Linked DNA regions of Homo sapiens: region 1 is linked to region 2. A link is a contact called in ENCODE Hi-C or POLR2A ChIA-PET data. All regions are on one chromosome and are shown on one strand. The core of a region is the stretch at or near the end of the contact, and the rest is flanking DNA. Distances in the headings are between cores, read along the strand shown.

What was found. A loop is a pair of places that touch in the nucleus more often than their neighbours do. ChIA-PET counts read pairs that join two places held with the same protein, here RNA polymerase II (POLR2A). Pooled maps may share reads with other maps.
Region 1: a loop to region 2 is called in a map of Caco-2, with 2.1 times the contacts of the local background. The contact joins two enhancer-like sites. A Hi-C loop is called at or near these places in 2 of 168 maps with a recorded cell type or tissue (Caco-2 and ascending aorta) and 2 of 50 pooled maps. POLR2A ChIA-PET finds 5 or more read pairs at or near these places in 6 of 52 experiments (A549, Caco-2, MCF 10A and 3 more).

What each region holds. Positions count from the first base shown.
Region 1 is chr7:3,256,011-3,261,620 of GRCh38, reverse strand. All of the region lies in intron 2 of SDK1-AS1 (SDK1 antisense RNA 1), which reads left to right. Among named protein-coding and RNA genes, the nearest start is that of SDK1, 42 kb to the left of the region's middle. Within about 2 kb of position 1,485, at least 7 of the 41 ENCODE cell types and tissues checked have a DNase peak (open chromatin) inside an H3K27ac peak, as active enhancers do.
Region 2 is chr7:3,213,471-3,218,951 of GRCh38, reverse strand. No RefSeq gene overlaps it. Among named protein-coding and RNA genes, the nearest start is that of SDK1, 85 kb to the left of the region's middle. Within about 2 kb of position 1,656, at least 4 of the 41 ENCODE cell types and tissues checked have a DNase peak (open chromatin) inside an H3K27ac peak, as active enhancers do.

The sequences.
Region 1 (5,610 bases), core at 236-2,735, 43 kb before region 2:
AAACAAAACAAAACCTTGGTCTCCACAACCCTTTATCATAACCCAGACATTCCTTTCTACGGATAATAACTCTTTCAACCAATTGCCAATCAGAAAAATTTTAAATCTACCTATGACCTGGACGCCCCTGTTTCCAAGTTGTCTCACCTTCGCATCCTGAACCATTGCATATCTTGCCTGTATTGACTGATGTCTCATGTCTGCCTATGATGTATAAACCAATTGTACCCTGACCAGGTTGAGCACATGTCATCAGGACCTCCTGAGGCTGGGTCATGGGTATGTCCTTAACCTGGGCAAAATAAACTTTCTAAATTGATTGAGACTTGTCTCAGAGACTCTTGGTTTCCATTACAAATGTGCCACGATGGCAGGAATGTTGATAGCGTGGGAGGCTGTGTGTGTGTTGGAGAGGCAGACAGTATATGGGAATTCTCTGTACCTTCTGCTCAATTTTGCTGTAAACCTAAAACCACCCTAAAAAATAAAGTCTGTTAAAAAAGCAAACACATCAACAAAACTACAGTGGGTCATCCCACCACAAATCTTTGATGAAATGAGTTCAACTTAACCTTTTTTTTTATTAGCCATGCCATAAAATTTAAGTGTATTTTTGTTCTATTTAATGAAAAAAAAAAAGATGCTGGCAGTGAATGAGGGACAGGAATGAAGGGCACGTATAACAGGTAAACCTTAGACGCTTGTCTAAAAATAATACCTACATCTCCCTTTTCAGCTTTAATTATTTTAACACCCCTTGTGAGCTGTCTGAGAGCTGAGATGTGAGCATTCTCAGGAGCCTCTCTGCAGCCCCTGACACTTGGTTTTTTCTTTATTTAGAGCCGACATCAGGAGAGGAAGAGAAATGGGAAACTGAGGGCCAGGAGGGAATTTGGGAACATTTTCAAATCCACCTACAGCTGTCAGCAGGACGCCGGCTCCCTAAACAGCTGTGGGTACAAAGGATCCTGAAATCCACTCCAAAAACTTAGATCTCCCTCCCAGCTGCTTTGCAGGGCTCGGGGAGTTAATGATGAAGTTCTTCCTTATGTCGAGCGCAGAGCTCCAGCCTTCTGATTGGATGAGTGCTGAAGATTAGAAAACGGCTTCTTCGGAGGAACTCCAGAGACATACTGCTGAGAAAATGAAGTCAGCCATTCACGAGAATATACCGTATGATTTGGCGTGATTCTGTAGGGTTTCTGCACTTTAATCCCTTTGTGATCGCCGTAAATATGTTACAGGAAAGGGGTCCAGATCCAGACCCCAAGAGAGGGTTCTCGGATCTCGCGCAAGAAAGAATTCAGGGCTAGTCCGTAGTGCAAAGTGAAAGCAAGTTTATTAAGAAAGTAAAGGAATAAAGAACGGCTGCTCCATAGACGGAGCAGCCCCGAGGGCTGCTGGTTGCCCATTTTTATGGTTATTTCTGGATGATATTCTAAACAAGGGGTGGATTATTCATGCCTCCCCCTTTTAGACCATACAGGGCAGCATCCTGACGTTGCCATGGCATTTGTAAACTGTCCCGGTGCTGGTGGGAGTGTAGCAGTGAGGACGGCCAGAGGTCACTCTCGTGGCCACTTTGGTTTTGGTGGGTTTTGGCCGGCTCCGTCACTGCAAGCTGCTTTATCAGCAAGGTATTTATGGCCCATATTTTGTGCTGACCTCCTATCTCATCCTGTGACTTAGAATGCCTTAACCATCTAGGAATGCAGCCCAGTTGGTCTCAGCCTCATTTTACCCAGCTCCTATTTAAGATGGAGTTGCTTTCATTCACACACGTCTGACAATTCCTTCTTGCAAAAGACAAAACGCAGGCCATGCATGCTGGCTCATGCCTGTAATCCCAGCACTTTAGGAGGTTAAGAAGGGAGGGAGGTTTAAGGTCAGGAGATCCAGACAAGTCTGGGAAACACAACGTGAAAGGAAAATAAATCTTGGGGCCCCCAAATCACTAAGCTAAAGGAAAAAGTCAAGCTGGGAACTGCTTAGGGCAAACCTGCCTCCCATTCGACTCAATGTCATTCCTCTGTTCACTGAGATGAATGCGTATCTGAATGCCTCCTTTGGAGAGGCTCATCTGAAACTCAGTAGAATACAACCAATTGTACCTGGAAGCCCCCTCCCTACTTTGAGTCATCTGGCCTTTTCTGGACTGAACCAATGTTCATCCTACATTTGTTGATTGATGTCTCACATCTCCCTAAAATGTATAAAACCAAGCTGTGGTCTGACCACCTTGGGCACATGTTACCAGGACCTCCTGAGGCCGTGTCATGGGCTCGCATCCTTAACTTTGGCAAAACAAACTTCCTAAATGGACTGAGACCTGTCTCAGACTTTTGGGTTTCACAATAGTGAGACCCCATCTCTGCAAAAAAATAAAAGAGATTAGCTAGGTGTCACGGCACACGCCTGTAGACCCAGCTACCTGGGAGGCTGAGGCCGGAGGGTCACTTGAGCCCAGGAGTTCAAAGCTGCAGTGAGCTGTGATTGCACCACTGCACTGCAGCCTGGGCAAGACAGAGCAAGACTGTCTCAAAACAAAACAAAAAAACCATACAATCAATGGTGGTAGATATCACAATAGTGTTTTTTCTTTGCTGGGGCTGCCACTGAGAGGAAATTTCTGGGATGCTAGATTCTATACCCTTCTCTGGAGGAATTCACTCTGTAAAGATTCATCATGCTGTATCCTTGAGAGGTGGGAATTCGCCATATGTGGGTTACATCTCATTAAGTTATGCCTCTAGATGATCTTGATCTCCTTCTTTATCTAGCTCATATACAATGACAAATGTGGAACATACAGAAACATATAGGGAATGGTGGGTTAAATGCTGCGTACTCACAATTCGACTTTTACAAGCCTTAACATTTTGCTGTTTCCTCCAAATTTTTTCTTGTCTTTTAAAGAAATACAACATCACAGGTAGTAATCGAAAGCCTGGATGTCTCTGTTTCTGATCACACTGTTTGCTCTCCCTCTCCAGAGGTAACCATCATCTTGCGTTTAGTATTTTTCATTTTCATTTATGTTTTTATACCTTCCCAACATATATATTTTATGTAGCCATCAAAGATACATTGTGTTGTTTTGCAGGCTTTTAAACTTTATATGAATGGCATCGTAGAGTTGGAACTCAGCAACTCGCTTTTTCGGGCAAGAGATTTTGTTCTGAGAATTATCCATGTGGATTCACGTAGCTCTATTTCCTTCATTTTAACTACTATATAGTGCTCCATCGCACAAATACACTGTAATTTATTTATCCATTCTCCTAAAGATATTTAAGTTGAGTGACAAAGACTACTGGTTGCTTCCCAAATACTTTTTCCCTCCTTTAGTAACAGATACGCAAAGCAACAATGTGCCCAGCTAAAAGCCTACATTTCTTTACCTCTTTTGCTTCCAGGTGTGGCTACACATATATTCTGGTCACCACAATATAAACAGAACTTTCAGGGGAGGATATATGAGAGCGCTTCTCCAAAGAGGGACAGACTGGGGCATTCGCTTTTGCTCTTCCTCCCTCCCTCGCCCTCTTCTGTTGATTGGAATGTGGATTTGATAGCTGGAGCTCCAGCAGCCACATTAGACCATGCAGTGATGCTGAGGATGAAGCCTCCCTCCTCAGTACGACAGAGCAGGAAGACAGAAGGAAACCAGGTCCCTGGTGACTTTGTGGAGCCTTCATCCCAGCCTTGGATTGATTGATTGATTGATTGATTGATTGATTTTATTTATTTTTTTGAGACGGAGTCTCACTTTGTTGCCCAGGCTGGAGTGCAGTGGTGTGATCTTGGCTCACTGCAACCTCCACCTGCTGGGTTCAAGCAATTCCCTGCCTCAGCCTCCTGAGTAGCTGGGATTACAGGCACCCACCAACACACCCAGCTAATTTTTGTATTTTTAGTAGAGATGGGGTTTCACCATGTTGGCCAGGCTGGTCTCGAACTCCTGATCTCAATCCACCTGCCTTGGGCTCCCAAAGGGGTGGGATTACAGGCGTGAGCCACTGCACCAGGCCTCAACTTTTTTTTTTAACTTGAGAGAATAAACCTTTCTAGAGATACACTTCCATCACTAGCAGCTGAACATTATGTTATCATTACTGACAGAGCATTTGGGAATTATTAGAAACAATAATGCAATGGACTTTCTTGGACCTGTGTTACTATGAAGCTGTGTAGGAGCTCCTACAGCGCATGGTGACACAGTAAGAAATATATATTTGGTCTTCCTATGGTTCCTGACACAGAGCTTCTAAAATCCTTGCAATTTCCTGAGTGATAGCGGTAGTGGAGCTTCTTTCGTTATTTATGACAAACTTCTTTCAACCATACCTGAGTTCATGCTAATAAGGTGACTCTTGGTGGGCCCCTAGATAGCTTCAGGATGGGGGCTGGTCGTCAGAAGAGCCAACCCTGTGATTAGAGGGTGGGAACTTTCAGCCTCACTCCCCCAGCCCCCCACTCACCTTGAGAGGGGAGAGGGACTGGAGATTGAGCTAATCATCGATAGCCAAAGATTTACCTATCATGCACATGTAATGGGACCTCCATAAAAACCCTAAAGGATGATGTTCAGAGAGCTTCTGGGTAGATGGACACATGGAGGTGCTGGGAGGATGGTGGGCCTAGAAGAGGGCTGGAAGCTCCACGCCGCTCCCCATACCCCACCCTCGGCACCTCTTCCACTTGGCTATTTCTGAGTCTTATCCATTTTTTTTTTTTCCAGACAGGGCTTCACTCTGTTGCCCAGGCTTTAGTGCAGTGGCATAATCATAACTCACTGCAGCCTCTGCCACTCAAGCTCAAGTGATCCTCCCACCTCAGCCTCCCAAGTAGCTGGGACCACAGTCCCACACCACCATGCCCAGGTAATTTTTTTTTTACTCTTTTGTAGAGAAGGGATCTTGCTATGTTGCCTAGGCTGGCCTCCAACTCCTGGGATTAAGTGATCCTTGCACCTCAGCCTCCCAAGTAGCTGGGACTACAGGTGCATGCCACCGTGCCTGGCTAATTTTTGTATTTTAGTAGAGATGGGGTTTCGCCATGTTGCCCAGGCTGGTCTCAAACTCCTGGGCTCAAGAGATCTGCCCACCTCGGCCTCCAAAATTCTGGGATAACAGGTGTGAGCCACTGTGCCCAGACTCTTTTTTTATTGTTATTTAATTGAATAGTGACAGGTCTTGCTATGTTGCCCAGGCTAGTCTTGAACTTTGAGTTCCAACAGTCCTCTGGCCTTGGCCTTCCAAAGCACATATAACATTTTTAATAAGCTTTGAAAGTTCCTTGATAAACCATCTTGGGATTGAATTCAATTTATAAATTAATTGGAGAGAATTAGTCTATCCTACTACTATAATTATTATATTATTATGTATAATTATAGATTATATCATATTATGTTGGAAGAGAATTTATTATATTAAGGATTCCCAAGCTCGTACAGGCATACCTCAGAGATATCATAGGTTCAGTTCCAGGCCACCTCAATAAAACAAGTCATGCAAATGTTTTGGTTTCCCAGTGCAGACAAAATTTGTTTACCCTATATTATAGTCTATTAAGTGCACAATAGAATTTTAGAATATATATATATGT
Region 2 (5,481 bases), core at 407-2,906:
TTGATGTCTGTTCTTTTGTTTTCATTTTTTTTTCAGTTTGCAGTAATTGAGAAATAAAGGTTCCAAGTCAAGAAACAATATCAGAACAAAAGCCAAAGCTGCACTCCAGTTGTTTGGTGTGTTTGAAATGCAGACTTCTTAAGTTCACCCAGAAGTTCTGCCAAAGTACACCAATAATGCACCTGTCTCTTTCAGCTGCGACAAGAATAATTAATTACATGAAAATGACTTCCATCGGAGGTTAACTTATTTTGGCTGACAGTCACAAACGTACACAGACATGTCTTACGCTGCAGTTAGGCAGAGCTTTATTTAGAACATTTTATTTATATCTTGGGTGATTTCGTTCCTAAGAAATTGAGGAAGAGAAAGAGGAGATGGTGCAGGAATGCAAGAAAGGAACATTTCTCATCATTTTTTCTTTTAACAAAAGCGGGGAAAAAAGACCAACGTCATAGCTAAGAACTTGACTTTCTCCCCAGAGTACTGTAGAATTCAGCCACTTTAGAGAGGGGTCAAGTGTACTTTGGGGGATGGGAAAGGGTGCAGGGCAAAAGGAAGGTTGCGGGAATTGACAGGTTTTCTCTGGTGTAACTTTAGGGTCTTCATTTACTCACTTTCTTCTGAGAGGTTAGGAGTGGGACTTGATGTTTCTACCATACAGACAAGACAACACGAATGTAGTACCCCTGAATCAGCCCACCCACCCTTGACAAGTGTTACCTCAGCCTCCCTGGGAGCCAAGAGGGACTCACTTTTGCAAATAGCTAAATTTTATTGTGGGCTTTGTTAGGGGCCAGGCATTTGCAAGCATCTCATTTCCTCCTCACCCCAACTCTCTGACATAGGAACTACTATCATCCCCGTTTTATGGATGGGGGAACTGAGGCTTGGGAAGGTTAAGAAACTTGCCCAAAGTTGGCCGGGTGCAGTGGCTCATGGCTATAATCCCAGCACTTTGGGAGGCTGAGGCGGGTGGATCACCTGGGTCAGGAGTTTGAGACCAGCCTGGCCAACATGGTGAAACCCTGTCTCTACTAAAAATACAAAAATTAGCCAGGTGTGGTGGTGGGCGCCTATAATCCCAGCTTCTCTGGAGGCTGAGGCAGAAGAATCGCTTGAATCTGGGAGGCCGAGGTTGCACTAAGCCAAGATCACGCCACTGTACTCCAGCCTGGGCAACAGAGCAAGACTCCATCTCAATTAAAAAAAAAAAAAGAAAATTAAAAAAAAAAAAAAGAAACTTGCCCGAAGTTGCACAGCCAGTCAGTGGCAGAGCTGGATTCCCAGCCCAACCACTACGCCACACGGTCTCTCTGTCACTGTTATTTTTATCAATCAAGGGGTCTCACATCATCCCTGGAAGATCTTTTAAATTCCTGATGTGTTTCCCTGAGTATGTGTGCTGGGTTTTTTTTAAATTTCAGGCTGGGGTAGCAGCGCTGTCTGTAAATGGAGAAGAATTCTGAGGCTTCAGGTAAGGTTTAGCTTACCCTCTGCTTCACCTGCATATAAAGAGGGCAAAGCCAAGGTGAGGGGCCACTGCTTCTGATAATCACCTTGCAAGCCCTTCCTCCTCAGCAATCCCTTATCACAGTCAGCCTGACTCTTGCAGTTGCAGTAGGCTGTTAGTCACGATGGGGGTCAGCTCAGGTTCCTGGGCCTGCAGCCATTAGCCTATAATAATAGTCACTGTTACCATTGTTACTATCTCCTACTTATTTTTTTAAGATGCGGTCTCACTCTGTTGCCCAGGCTGGAATAACACAATCATAGCTCACTGCAGCCTGGAACTTCTGGGTTCAAGCAATCCTCTAGCCCCAGCCTCCTCAGTAGAGGGACTACAGGTGGACACCACCACACCTGGCTAACTTATTAAGTTTTTTGTAGAGATGGGGGTCTCGCTATATTGCCCAGGCTGGTCTCAAATTCCTGGGCTCAAGCGATCCTCCTGCCTTGGCCTCCCAAAGCGCTGGGATTACAGGTATGAGCCACTGTGCCTGGCCACTCCCACTGCTTAATTGTTTCCTCCATGCTAGAATTTAAATCTGGATCTGCAAATTCCATTTCCACCAGCTACTAGCCTTGCAGTTTGGAGGCAGGTCATTTCACCTCTCTGAACCTCGGTTTCCTCTTGTGCACAATGAGGATAAGGATGACTATTTTTAGAATAACATTTATGTAGTCATTGCTTTATAGGCATGCTTTATTTACGTGCATGATTTCATTTATTCTCACAACAGCCCTGTTAAGCTGATGCCGTTAGGATACCCACTTTTATATGAGGAAACTGAAGTCTACAGAGGGGACTGCAACCTACTATAGGTCACACAGCTATTAAGTGTAAACTGGGGATTTAGCCCAATTCTGGGCCACTCCAATGCACAAGTTTTTAATCATGATACACTCTGGGATTATCGTAAGAGTTAGCGACGAGGTATGTGAGGGGCTTAACCCAGTGCCCAGCACACAGTAGGACTCAATTATCGGCAGGCAGACCTCACTGTTGGGATAACTGACCCCACACTGACACTGTTTTATCTCCAGGGTGAACCCCCAAGTCACAACGCCTGCAGGCAGCAGCCACAGTAATGCCTCCGCCTAGCACATGTAGGAGCCTCTGAGACTGGTGATTTCTTTGCAGAGAGAGGGTAACCAAATTGATACTAATCTTATTTTAAAACAGGTAGTTCTTTAAAAACCCCAAAACACAAAACCTGTCCAGCCAGACAGGCCAGTTTTCTTACACAATAGCTATCTTAATGAAATCTCAAGTTCATTTACTCTGAAAACCTCTTATAAGGAAAAGCACCTATGTTCCCAATACTGGTCTAGACACAGTGCGTTGGAGGTAATCTGATGCTTCTTTCTGCAGCATTTTAGAGAACAGACATGCCCACTCACCTCCACGGCAAAAGCCATCACTAACGTCATGATGGAGATCCTGATTCCACACCACCTGCCGAGAAGTGGGAAATAATTATTTAGGGGAAGCAAGGTGGTGCTACGCTATGGCCTTGAGAATGGGGAGTGTGGGGTAAAGAATATCCCAGCCAAGGGGCAAGACTGCCTGGGTTGAAATCCCAGCTCTGTCACCTTGGGCCCATAACAACTTTTCTGGGCCTCAGTTCTCATATCTGTAAAATGGGTATAAGCCCTTCTACCTTCACGGGCTGTTGTTTAGATCCCATAAATCCATTCATATGGATAATGTGCTTTGAGCAGTGTCCGGCACACAGTCGAGCCTATGGAACTTTCAGTAGTTACAATGGGTACAAAAAGATGGATAATACATATTACTTTATTGTCACTTGGAAATAGGTTTGAGTTTTCTGCAACTGTGGCAACACAGTTCCCGGCACCAGGTCTACAGGCTGACTTGCACAATGGAAGCGATTTGGGGTTTTTCAAAAGAACCTGGTGTCTAGGGTCAGAGTCTGTTGTTGGTTGGTTGGGAGAGGTCAAGAAAAGGGGAGAGGCCATGGGTCCAGGGTATCACTGTGTTAAATTGAACTAAATATGGCCTGAGAAGGACTCCATAGACTTCAGCCAAATTCATTTTTTTTTTTTTTAAACAAAGTCTCTATCACCCAGGCTGGAGTACAGTGGCGTGATCTTGGCTCACTGCAACCTCTGCCTCCTGGGTTCAAGTGATTCTCCTGCCTCAGCCCCCTGAGTAGCTGGGATTATAGGTGCGCACCACCACACAGCTAATTTTTGTATTTTTAGTAGAGACGGGGTTTCACTATGTTGGCCAGGCTGGTCTCAAACTCCTGACCTCGAGTGATCCACCCACCTCGGTCTCCCAAAATGCGGGGATTACAGGCATGAGTCACCATGCCTGGCCCAGCTGAATTAAATTTAAAGGAGTTTAATTGAACAATGAGCGATTCGCGAATGGGCAGCCCCCAGAATCACAGCAGATTCACAGAGACTCCAGCACAGCCACGTGGTAGAAGAAGATTTATAGACGATAAAGGGAAATGATGTACAGAAATCAGAAGTGAGGTACAAAACAGCTAGATTGGTTACAGGTTGGCATTTGCCTTATTTGAACACAGTTTGAACACTCAGCAGTGTATGAGTGGTTGAACTATGGCTGCTGGGATTGGCCAAGACTCAGCTATTGTTGCAGGTGCAGACTCCTAAGTTAGGTTTTCAGTCTTGTCTGCCTATTAAGCTAGGTTGCAGTTTGTCCACAAGGACTCAGATATAGAAGTACAGAGTCATTCTTAGGCCATATTTAGTTCACTTTAACAATTGGAAGGCCTCTTTTTGTAGAGACAGAGTCTTGCTCTGTTGCCCAGGCTGAAGTGCAGTGGTGCGATCATAACTCACCACAGCCTTGACCTCCTGAGCTCAAGCAATCCTCCTGCCTCAGCCCCCTAAGTACCAGGACTGCAGGTGTGTACCACCATGCCTAGCTACTTTTTAAAATGTTGAGATCGGGTCTTACTATGTTGCCCAGGCTGGACTGCAGTAGTGCCATCATAGCTCACTGCAGCCTGAAACTCCTGGCCTCAAGCTATGTTCCCACCTCAGCCTCCCAAGTAGCTGGGACCACAGGCCTAAAGAATTCAACAGATGGCTTCTGGCAAATGTGCTAATTTTGTTTTTGTATAATATCCACAAGGCATGGAATATTTTAGCGACTCCTGGAGGTGACAGTCTTTTTTGCTTTTTTTTTTGAGACAGGGTCTTGCTCTGTAACCCAGGCTGGAGTGCAGTTGCGCGACCACAGCTCTTTACAGCTTTGACCTCCTGATCTCAAGTGATCCTTCTGCCTCAGCCTCTCAAGTAAGCTAGGACCGCAGGTGCTTGCCACCATGCCTGAGTAATTTTTAAATTTTTTATAGAGATGGGGGTCTCGCTTTGTTACCCAGGCTGGTCTTGAACTCTGGGCTCCAAGTGATCCTCCCCCATCAGCCTCCTAAAGTGCAGAGATTACAAGTGGGTCACCATGCCCATAGACAATGTTGAATTTTACCTGAGCCCCAGGCTCCTGGGAGGCAGCGTGGACAAGAACTCCCCGCCACCCATCCTTTTGTGTTCTGGAAAACGGCTCATGGCAAGGAACTCCCTTGTCTGCAGTGTTACTGGTGTGACATAGCTGAGTTACCGGTGGCGAATCCGTACAGATCTCAGCAACCTCAATTCTCACCTCCTTAGAAGAAAGAGCTCAAGGCCGGGCGAGGTAGCTCACTCCTGTAATCCCAGCACTTTGGGAGGCCGAGGCAGGTGGATCAGGAGGTCAGGAGTTTCAGACCAGCCTGGCCAAGATGGTGAAACCCTATCTCTACTAAAAATACAAATATTAACCAGGCATGATGGAAGGTGCCTGTAATCTCAGTTACTCAGGAGGCTGAGGCAGACGATTGCTTGAACCTGGCAGGCGGAGGTTGCAGTAAGCTGAGATCATGCCACTGCACTCCAGCCTGGGTGTCAGAGCAAGACTCTGTCTCAAAAAAAAAAAAAAAAAAA